Linked DNA regions of Homo sapiens: region 1 is linked to region 2. Evidence: read pairs that join two places in POLR2A ChIA-PET (ENCODE). Cell type or tissue: MCF 10A. All regions are shown on one strand. Links, peaks and the distances in the headings refer to the core of each region. The heading gives the core; the rest is flanking DNA. Region 1 has its middle 17 kb from the start of DGKG. Region 2 overlaps DGKG (diacylglycerol kinase gamma).

Evidence for each region. Peaks named below come from ENCODE experiments on the same cell type or tissue, not always from the same donor. Only the 100,000 strongest peaks of a DNase experiment are listed, where the experiment ranks them.
Region 1: POLR2A ChIA-PET joins it to region 2 with 5 read pairs; 4 of 35 experiments call an interaction of 5 or more read pairs at or near these places.

The regions. Positions count from the first base shown.
Region 1 is chr3:186,376,473-186,381,857 of GRCh38, reverse strand. No RefSeq gene overlaps it. Among named protein-coding and RNA genes, the nearest start is that of DGKG, 17 kb to the right of the region's middle. In MCF 10A, for the core only: no CTCF peak of the experiment used is centred there; no DNase peak of the experiment used is centred there.
Region 2 is chr3:186,304,620-186,310,004 of GRCh38, reverse strand. It overlaps DGKG (diacylglycerol kinase gamma), which reads left to right. Exons shown (of 25, transcript NM_001346.3): 3 at 3,028-3,104. Among named protein-coding and RNA genes, the nearest start is that of DGKG, 55 kb to the left of the region's middle. In MCF 10A, for the core only: no CTCF peak of the experiment used is centred there; a DNase peak (open chromatin) is centred at 2,194.

The DNA.
Region 1 (5,385 bases), core at 332-5,331, 72 kb before region 2:
TACCACTAGGGAACATATCTGAGTCATGAGGTACCAAATTATGTTAGCAGCGGCGAATCCATACGGGTCTGCAGCAACCTCAGTTCTTGCTTCCTCACAAGAAAGAATTCAACCGAGGGGCACAGGGCAGAGTGAGAGACCAAGGCAAGTTTTAGAGCAGGAGTGAAAGTTTATTAAAAAGCTTTAGAGCAGGAACAAAAGGGAGTAAAGTACACTTGGAAGAGAGCCAAGCAGGCGACTTGAGAGATCAAGTGCGCAGTTTGACCTTTGACTTGGGGCTTTAAATGTTGGCATGCTTCCAGAGTTTGCATCTCTCCTCTCCTGATTCTTCCCTTAGGGTGGGCTCTCTGCATGCACAGTGGCCTGCCAGCCCTTGGAAGGAGCTGCATGTGCAGCGTGTTTACTGGAGTTGCACGCATGCTCACTTGAGGCGTTCTTCCCTTACCAGTTCAATGTTCCTAGAAGGTCGCACACCAGTTAAACTCCACCATTTTGCCTCTTAGTGTACATGCTTGAGCCCACTCAACCAAATCTTGAAATCTTATTGGGAAGATGCTGATCACCAGTTTCAGGTTTTTTTCCATCTATCGGGAGACTGCTTTTCTCTGGCACTGGCTGTGACCAATTATTATTTTAGAGAGACAGCTTAACGCCACCTGACCACACTTGATGGTTGCCTGACATTCCTGGTGGGGTTTGGCACTCTCCTGCCCTGCTCATGTCTGACTAGCTACCTACTGTAACAAGAGAATGGGCTAGAGGAAAGGGAGGCAGCCCAGATTATAGCTTGAGTTACTGGTTTGTGTTCCCATCACCCTCTGTTCCATGTAACATTGCACCCTGGCATCTGCCCCAGCACATCATGAAAAAATACCCACCCAAGGTTATCAGTGACCTCTTGGTGGTCAATCTCATGGGCCTTTAAAACACTTCCATCATTCAGCCAAATACATACTAACAATGTGCTATGTAAATGCACTATGCTGAGTGACTCACGGATTACAAGGGTGCCAGACCTCAAAAAGATTGCAGTCTACGGCGGAGAATGGCAAGAAAAAAATATAACTAGAATACAAAGGAGAGTAAGAAACACAGAAGTACAGTCAGCTGTGAGGGTTGTCCTCACGACTCATCTCTCTCACCCGCCTTCTCCTCACCCTACTCATCTTTTCTGGGTGCTGTTTCCGTTCCCATGAATGAAACTACCTCCCTGACAACCACACACCATTTAGCATCTTCAGCCAAGACCCCTCTTCCTTAATTGAGTTCTAATCATTTAGCTGCCACTTTGATAACTGCAAAGGTTAATTGCACATGTCAGCTTGACAGGGCTGAGGGATGCCCAGATAGCAGGGAAAACATTACTTCTGGGTGTGTCTGAGAGGGTGTTTCTCAAAGAGATTAGCACTGGAATCAGTAGACTGAGTATGGAAGATCACCCTCACCAATGTGGGTGGGTGCCATCTAATTTGTTGACAGCCTGTATAGAACAAACAGGAGGAGGAAGAGAAAATTCTCTCTCTCTTTTCCTGAGCTGGGATATCCATTTTCTTTTTTTTTTTAATTTTTTATTTTTTATTATTATTATTATACTTTAAGTTTTAGGGTACATGTGCACAATGTGCAGGTTAGTTACATATGTATACATGTGCCATGCTGGTGTGCCGCACCCATTAACTCGTCATTTAGCATTACGTATATCTCCTAATGCTATCCCTCCCCCCTCCCCCCACCCCACAACAGTCCCCAGAGTGTGATGTTCCCCTTCCTGTGTCCATGTGTTCTCATTGTTCAATTCCCATCTATGAGTGAGAACATGTGGTGTTTGGTTTTTTGTCCTTGCGATAGTTTACTGAGAATGATGATTTCCAATTTCATCCATGTCCCTACAAAGGACGTGAACTCATCATTTTTTATGGCTGCATAGTATTCCATGGTGTATATGTGCCACATTTTCTTAATCCAGTCTATCATTGTTGGACATTTGGGTTGGTTCCAAGTCTTTGCTATTGTGAATAGTGCCACAATAAACATACGTGTGCATGTGTCTTTATAGCAGCATGATTTATAGTCCTTTGGGTATATACCCAGTAATGGGATGGCTGGGTCAAATGGTATTTCTAGTTCTAGATCCCTGAGGAATCACCACACTGACTTCCACAATGATTGAACTAGTTTACAGTCCCACCAACAGTGTAAAAGTGTTCCTATTTCTCCACATCCTCTCCAGCACCTGTTTCCTGACTTTTTAATGATTGCCATTCTAACTGGTGTGAGATGGTATCTCATTGTGGTTTTGATTTGCATTTCTCTGATGGCCAGTGATGATGAGCATTTTTTCATGTGTCTTTTGGCTGCATAAATGTCTTCTTTTGAGAAGTGTCTGTTCATACCCTTTGCCCACTTTTTGATAGGGTTGTTTGTTTTTTTCTTGTAAATTTGTTTGAGTTCATTGTAGATTCTGGATATTAGCCCTTTGTCAGATGAGTAGGTTGCGAAAATTTTCTCCCATTTTGTAGGTTGCCTGTTCACTCTGATGGTAGTTTCTTTTGCTGTGCAGAAGCTCTTTAGTTTAATTAGATCCCATTTGTCAATTTTGGCTTTTGTTGCCGTTGCTTTTGGTGTTTTAGACATGAAGTCCTTGCCCATGCCTATGTCCTGAATGGTAATGCCTAGGTTTTCTTCTAAGGTTTTTATGTTACCTAAAACCATAAAAACCCTAGAAGAAAACCTGGGATATCCATTTTCTCCTGCCCCTGACACTGAAGCTCCTAGCTCTTGAGCCTTCAGACTCCAACTGCAGGTATCAATGGATTTCCTGGTTTGCCAGCTTGTGGATGGCAGATTGTGGGACTTCTCAACCTCCACAATGGTGTGAGCCAATTCCTTTAATATATCAATCAATCTATCTATCCATCCATCCTTCTGTCGGCTCTGTTTCTCTGGAGAACTCTGACTAACGCAATGGCCTTCAAAACCAACATGTTCAAAGCTATACTCTCCATCTTCCGGCCACCAGCAACACCTTCTAGGTGAAAGGTGGCATTGTTCACCAGCTGCCCAAACAAGAAGTTTGCTCTCCCTCCTAACACCTTTCTCTCCCTCATCCCCCCAAAATTTAATCAGTCTCCAAAATTCTTTCAACTCTTTCTCCTGGATATTCCTTGAGCACATCTGCCTTCTCATCTCTGCAGTCACTTAGTCTAGTTCCAGCCAGCCTTTCTCTGGATTGTTCAATGAGCCTCCCAGATGATCTCCTTGCCTCCACTTCCACCTATCTCTGATCTGCTGTTCACGCTTTATCAGAGTACTCTTTCTAAAAGCAAAAAAAAATCTGAACTCATACTTTTCATGCTTAAAATCCCCATTGTCTTCAGCACAAAAATCAAGACTCCTTAACCTAACCCACAGGGCTTTTCAAGGCCTGACCCCAGTCTCGTCTCTCCTCCCTCTCCTTTCCCACTCCGCATCCCATCATGGTCCATAATTAGGGTGATTGAATAGTTTTTTCCTCCAAATTAGGATACTTATGAGAGAGAAAGGGATCCTAGTCATAATTATGCTGGGATAAACTGAGATTCTCCATGGCAAACTGGGATGTTTGGTCATCCAATCCATATGGCCATACCAGCACCCAAACCCATAAGTTTGTCCCTCTCTTCCCAGAGCTAACTGGCAATTTCTCTTTGTGTCTCTTGGCTTAGGTTTTCAGAGCAGGAGGATCCTTTTGTCCCAGCTCATCTTTTCAAGGCAAGCCCAAGTTATAACCACTGGCCAACCTCTAGGTTAGTTGGCCATCCTTATGTCAGGTGATCAAATGGCCCAGTCAGGGTGTCAGTGTGTGGGCTACCATATGGCATAGGACATGGGTACTCAAATGTTCATGGCCACTCACTGAGGCAAGGCCTCTGGGTGGGGACTCCCTTAGAATGTAGAGTATGGAGTAGACTAGAAGGTACTTTGAGTTATCTCTAGAGTATTATGAATTCAGCAAATGTCTGTGGAATGAGTGGATGAATGAATTTTAATCTTCTGCTTTTTTTTTTTTAAAGGAGTCTCACTCTGTCACCGAGGCTGGAGTGCAGTGGTGTGATTTTGGTTCACTGCGCCCTCCACCTCCTGGGTTCAAGTAATTCTCCTGCCTCAGCCTCCCAAGTAGCTGGGATTACAGGCATGCACCACCATAGCTGGCCAATTTTTATATTTTTAGTAGAGACAGAGTTTCTCCATTTTGGTCACGCTGGTCTCGAACTCCTGACCTCAGGTGATCAGCCCACGTTGGCCTCTCAAAGTGTTGGGACTACAAGCATGAGCCACCGCACCCAGCCAATCTTCTGCTTTTAAATCATTCCCATCCCTACCTCAATATCTCTCCTGGTCACTCATTCTGTCTCTAGCACTGACATTTTTCATGCTAAAATGATAATTTCAAAAGCCCCAGAGCCAATTGAATGTCAAGCAGGCACTTATCCTGGCCAAAAAAGACACAGACGGGGTTAGCGTTGGAGGATGGGTCTTGAAGGCAATATAGGGCAGCGATTAATAGCAAGACTTTGCAGTTCAAATCCCAGCTCCACCACTTAGTCACTGAGTAACTTTGAGCAAGTTGCCTAACTTTTCTCACTCTTGGTTTCCTTATAAGAAAAATGAGATAAAACTCATCCTAAGGGACTTATTCAAAGATTAAGTAAGATAAAGTGTGAAATTAATGCCATGACATTCAGTAGCCATCATTACTATTATTACTACTGAACAAGGAGAGGTTCAGCCCAACATGACATACTTAGGCATTCTGTAAGAAGAGCCTATCAATCACATCCTGTGCGCTCTAAAACAAAACCTGCAAAAAACTTTTCCTAAATAAATAGGCAGCCTGGCTGACTCTGAGTAAAGCACATGAGGGAATCACATGAAAAATGTATTCTATTCTGCTAGAAGCAGCAGGAGAAACTCTTTCTCATCTCTGACCATTAGGACTTTTTTCTTTTCTTGAGCCAAGATGTATTTCCCTCTAACTTTTGGCTTGTTGTCTCTGATTCTATCCCTTGGGTCCTTTAAGAGAGTTCCGTGGAACTTCCTTCCAGCCCCACGAAATCAGCTGGAGCTTCTATCATCTTCTCCTCCACATAGGCCACAGATGGTTGGTCCAAGAGTGAGCACTTCACTCATGTCAATCAAATTCCTTCCCTGGGATTTTAAAAGTTAGAACCAAGACAAGATATCATTGTTTTCTGCCATCTAGAGAAAGTTGGTCTGGAGTGTGAGAGGATGAGGCTGAAGTTCAGAAAGAAGCAGAGATAAGATTGGGCTTAGGAGGAAAGGGGAGGGGAAGATACAGAACTGATGACATTCCATCCCTGATTCCAGTTGTTCATGAGATCCATT
Region 2 (5,385 bases), core at 218-5,217:
GAGCCACCGCGCCCGGCTGTGTTTTTTTTTTCCATTTAATTTCAGGCTATTAATCAGATATTTTAAAATAAATGTCTTTTCTATTTTTTTCTTATTAAAACCTCAGTTTATTTTATGCGAACATATGATGAATTTATGTGTGTATATATATCACACATTTAAATATAAAGCAGGATTTTTAAAATAGAGCAGCAGCTCTTTAGAATCAAAGGAATTCTGCTACAGTGAATGGTGGAATATCCAAAATGAGATGAGAACATCAAAATATCATATATTCAATTGAAATTACTCCACTGGTTCTCAATCAAAATGCTAACTCTACACTCTTCTTGCAGAAGTCACACCAGGGGTACTCATGTTCTCAGATTTTTATTTTTTTTATTTAGCCATTTTGGCTGAGCTAACAACCTCCCATTAAAATAGATTCTAAAATGTAGGATTTGTTTTCCTAAATAATTAAGCTGCTTGTGGAATAACATATATGTGTGATGTTAACTGAGCTCTGGTCTCATTCTAACTTCTCTTTCATCCTGTTTCCAGAGTGGTCTTTAGAAAACAGAGAGCTGGTTATATTATTTCACCACTCAAAAAAATCTTTAACCATTTCAAATCAATGTTCTTAACTCTACATTCAAGACCCCCACAAATCTAGCCACAAATGACTCTCTGGTTCTGACTTGTCCTAAACGTTTTATGGTGCCCATCTCTGCACCGTTGCTCCCTTGGTCTCTTCCGAGAATACCCTTTCCACTTCATATCTGCCTTTATAAACCTTACCCAATTCTTTATGCCTCAGCTCAAATGCTACCTCCTTTATAGGGCAGCCTCAGTTCCCACCCCTACCCCACTTTCATCTTAATTTTTCTTCTTCCCAACTTGGTGTTTCATAGAACTTCATATCATTGTGTCACCCTTAATTACACCTTTCTTTATGTTAACAAATGTTTAGGAAGCTATAGTGAATAATGCTCAAGGGAAAAGACCATACACTTTTGAGCCAGACTAGACCTGAGTTACAACCCTGGCTCTTGAGCAAGTCGAATTAATTTTTCTGAATTTCAGCTTCTTCATCTGTAAACTGAAGAAAATACTTGCATGGATTAGTAGAGGAGAGTTTATGAGACTATGCAGGTGAAGGTCTCCAGTAAGGGACAGCTATTAGTACCACAGTTATTTAGATCATCTTTCCCACTAGTCCATTAACAGTATCTTGCCGCATCTTACCCTCCTTAGTGTTTTCTGAATTGAATGGAAGCAGCCCAAATTGACAGCATCTGCTGCCTGGCTCTTACTGAGCTATTAGTTTTTCAACATCTGTTTTGAATTTCAGAAAGAAATTTCCATTTTTAGGCAACAGAAGCATTTTCCTGTTGTATTTCAATATGTCTCAATCCTGAAATGATTAGAACTTCTGCTTGATTGAATCCAAGTCAGCAAAGCCATGGAGAACAGCCCAGCCCACGAATATGTCTACTTTACCTAGGCTTAAGAGACATTAACCCTCTGTACAAAGAGCCTGGGCAACAAAAAACACTGTGTGAGCTTTTAATAACATCGTCCTTTGGCTCAGATGTTTAAATAGCAACAATAATGGAGCTTGGAAAGCTCTTAATTACCCACAATATTGGAAGAGAGGGATAGCCAAGGTCAGAGAAACCCTGGTTTGCTTTGATGTCTAGAGTGCTGATAGCTGCACAAGATGCATTCATAATGTGTTTTTAATAACAATTATTGAGTCTCTTTTCTGGATTCCCAATTCCTTTATAAAATTCCAAAAAGAAGCAGCCAGTCTTGCCTCCAGTTGCTTCTGAATGATTTCCTATGGAAAGCAGCATTTTCGAAAACACCATGTTTGATGAATTATCTGAGTCTTTCTTTATCCCCTTCCAAAGTAAATGCAACATAGAGGGAACATTAAGGGGAAATCATGGCGGGGGGTGGAGGCCTCAACTTTCAGAGGAAAATCTTCTGGCTGTCAGAAATATGTGAGAAATACCATGGGAACATAAAATCAACCATGCTAATTATGAGACATAATTGAGGTTATGTTTTATGTGTCAGAATGAGTAGCTCAATTTTATCCATCAAGATAAAAAATAAAAATCAGGTAAAAAAAAAAAAAAGGGACAGAGTTGTCAAGATTCCAGAAGTAGAAGAAACTATCTTGCCATAGTGTACAACAGTGTTTCAGCACCAAGGACAGAGCCTTATGGGGTTTAATGCCCACTCATCCTACATACTTAATGAATTTTTAATGTTTTGAAATTTTCACTCAGATGTTTATATACTCATCTACATATTGTTTTTCTGAGCCCTAGTTACACGTCAGACCTTAGTATGATAGACAAAGACTCACCAGCCAGTTAACAGCTCTCAAGGTAAAGCTGAAGCAGGAGATGAGCAAGATAGGCAAGTTAATAAATAATTATAACACTATATGACAAGCACTATTACATAGTTGTGTACAAGTCACGTGGGAGCCAATGAAGGGAATGCTTAACTCTGACTGGTGCAAAGGAAGACTTTACAAAGGAGTTGACATTTGAGCTGGATCTTGAAGAATGAGTGAAATTTGCAAGACAGAGAAGAAACATCATGAGAGAGTGCACAATATGTTCAGGGATGTCTGGAAATGTAACTTGATATGGCTGAAACGTAGAGTAAATAGGGAAATGAGGAATAGGATAAATAAAATCACCAAGGGCTGGTATTCCAAGTTAAGGGCTTATCTTCTAAGCTAAGAATGGTAAGCTTTATCCTGGGGGAACAGAAAGCCCTTGAATGGTTTTGAGTAGGGATATGATCTGATCAGATTTGTGTTTCAGAAAGATAATTTAGATGCAGGGGGGAAGTCAGATGGAAAAGAAGAAGTGAGAGGACAAAGGGTAGAAGAGGGTGACATTTCTCCAGATTTTCTGGGACTGAGGGGCAGCTCCAACATAAACATGGTTACACAGGGAGAATTTACTTGGCCCAGCTTCCATTAGCTATTTGCCAGTGTTTCACATGTGAATTGTGTCTCTTCAGATTCCTCCAAGAAGATAAAAGATGCCTTGACTGAATTTAATGAGGGTGGGAGCCTCAAACAATATGACCCACATGAGGTAAGAACATTTCCATTTTAAGCCTTTAAAAACCCCTGTGTTTTTTAGCCTTTCCATAATTTGTTTCCCTCTTGGAGACTCCGCTTGCCTTGAAGAACTTGCTCCTCAGCATGTTTCCTCTTAAGTCTCAAGTGAGCCATTTGTGCTACCTGGCATTATATGTTTCCCAAGCCCATACACTCATTCCACTGTCCTAGAAGACTACCACTACTTCTCCTCTGCTCATCTCTCACCCCTCCTCTCCTCATCCTCAGTTAACAACTGAGTTTTCTGCTTCACTGAAAAAATAGAACAAACAGAACAGATCTTTCACAAGCTCCCTCACCCCATAGGCCCACCTATCTGTACCTTTTCTTCTATAACCAGAGATGACCTCTCCATGCTCCTATCTACGTCCAACTCCCCCACGTGTGCACTCAACCCCATCCTCTTTTGGCCTACTTACAGGCATTGCTTCAGCAACATATCTTCCCCAGACTCCCTCTTTCCCTCCCTCCTCGTCCCTCCTTTTCTCTATATCTCTACCTCTGTCTCCTTCATATCAGCTTTCTTCGTATATTTTATTTTTCCATCAACATGTAAACATCCTGTTATTTCTTCTATATTAAAAACATTTTCCTGACTCCACTTCCTCCTCTAGGTACCACCTCATTTCCCTCCTGTGTTTTACAGCGAAACTGTACAAAATACTTCTCTATACTCATTGCCTCCAAATTCTCTTTTTCCTACTTTCTTGAAATGCCTTGCATCAGTCTATAACCTTCACTCTTCCACTCAAATCACTAGTCAAGATAGCCAAGGGCCTCCCTATGGCTAAATCCAATAGCAATTTTGCTCAACAACACTGGACACGGTTGGTCAAGTCATCCTCCATTTTCTTCACTACATTCTACATTCTCCTGATTTCTTCTTATCCTTCTACTTGACATTTACACTTAAAAATCAAATGGGCATCTCAAACTTAACATGAGCTAAACTGATGTGTCCTTAATCTTCCCCTATAAAGCCTGTTTTTCCAGCAGTCTACTCCATTTCAGTAAATGACAACTCTACCCTTCAAGTTATTCAACCTGAAACTATGCAGTCATCATCAACTTCTGTCCTCTCACATCCCACATCCAATTCATTGGCAAATTCTGTTAGATCTACCTTCAAAATGTATCCAAAATATAGACACATCTCGCCACTTGCACTGCTAGCATCCCGACCTGAGTCATCACCATATTTTGCCCAGATTATTGCAAGAGTCTCCTAACTCATCTCCCTGCTTCTGCCCTTGCTGCTTCAGTCTATTCTTCACACACATCCTGAGCAATCCGTTAAAACTTATGTCAGAGCTTGTCACTGCTCTACTCCACAATCTCCCATGGTTCCCCCAATCCCTACTCAGAGTAAACATGAAGGTCATTACAAGCTGCACCTCCCCCAGCTCTCTGACCTCATCTCTTGCTACTCTCCCCATCTTCATTCCTTTTCAGCATATTAGCCTTCTTGATGCTATCAAATAAGCCAGTGTCACCGTAACCTCAGCACCATTGTGCTTGCTGTTACTGTTTCTTAAAATGTTCCTCCTCAGCACATCACATTGTCCATTATCTTACCACCTTCCAGTCTATGCTCAAGTCACCTTCTCAGTGATCATCACCTTCTTCATCTAAAACTTGAAGCCCTCTTTCTGACATTTCCTATCCCCCTGCTCTGCATTATTTTCCTCCTAAGTACTTCTCACCACCTGTCACACTATATAATTTACTTAATTAATTGTCTGTCTCTCCCACTAGCATATTTTTGTTCACTGCTGTGTCTTCAGTGCCTGGAAAAGTATCTGGCTTATAGCAGGCATTCAATAAACATTTGTGGACTGAATAAATGAATGCAAGATCTCCCCCTACTTTCAAATTCAATGACTCTAACATTTCTTGGGCTTCTATGCACTGTACTGGGCACTGTAGAAGGCATAAAAATATAGAAGCACAGTTCCTGCCCTCCAGGACTTACTTCCTACTGGCAGGGTCAGGTTTGAAAGCCATGACCCTGGAATTACATGGTCTTAAGTTAGACTTCTACCTCTGCCATCAACAAGTGGTCTTGAATAATATTTCATATCTTTGAGCCTCACTTTCCTCATCTATAAACTGTACATAACAAAAAAAGCCTCGAAGTTTGTGGATGAGTGAATTAAATGAGAGGATCTTTGCAAAGTGGCTAACATTCTACAAGCACTTAAAAATCTGTACCTATTATTATCCCTCTTCCATCCCCTTTCCCCAGAATGTTTTTA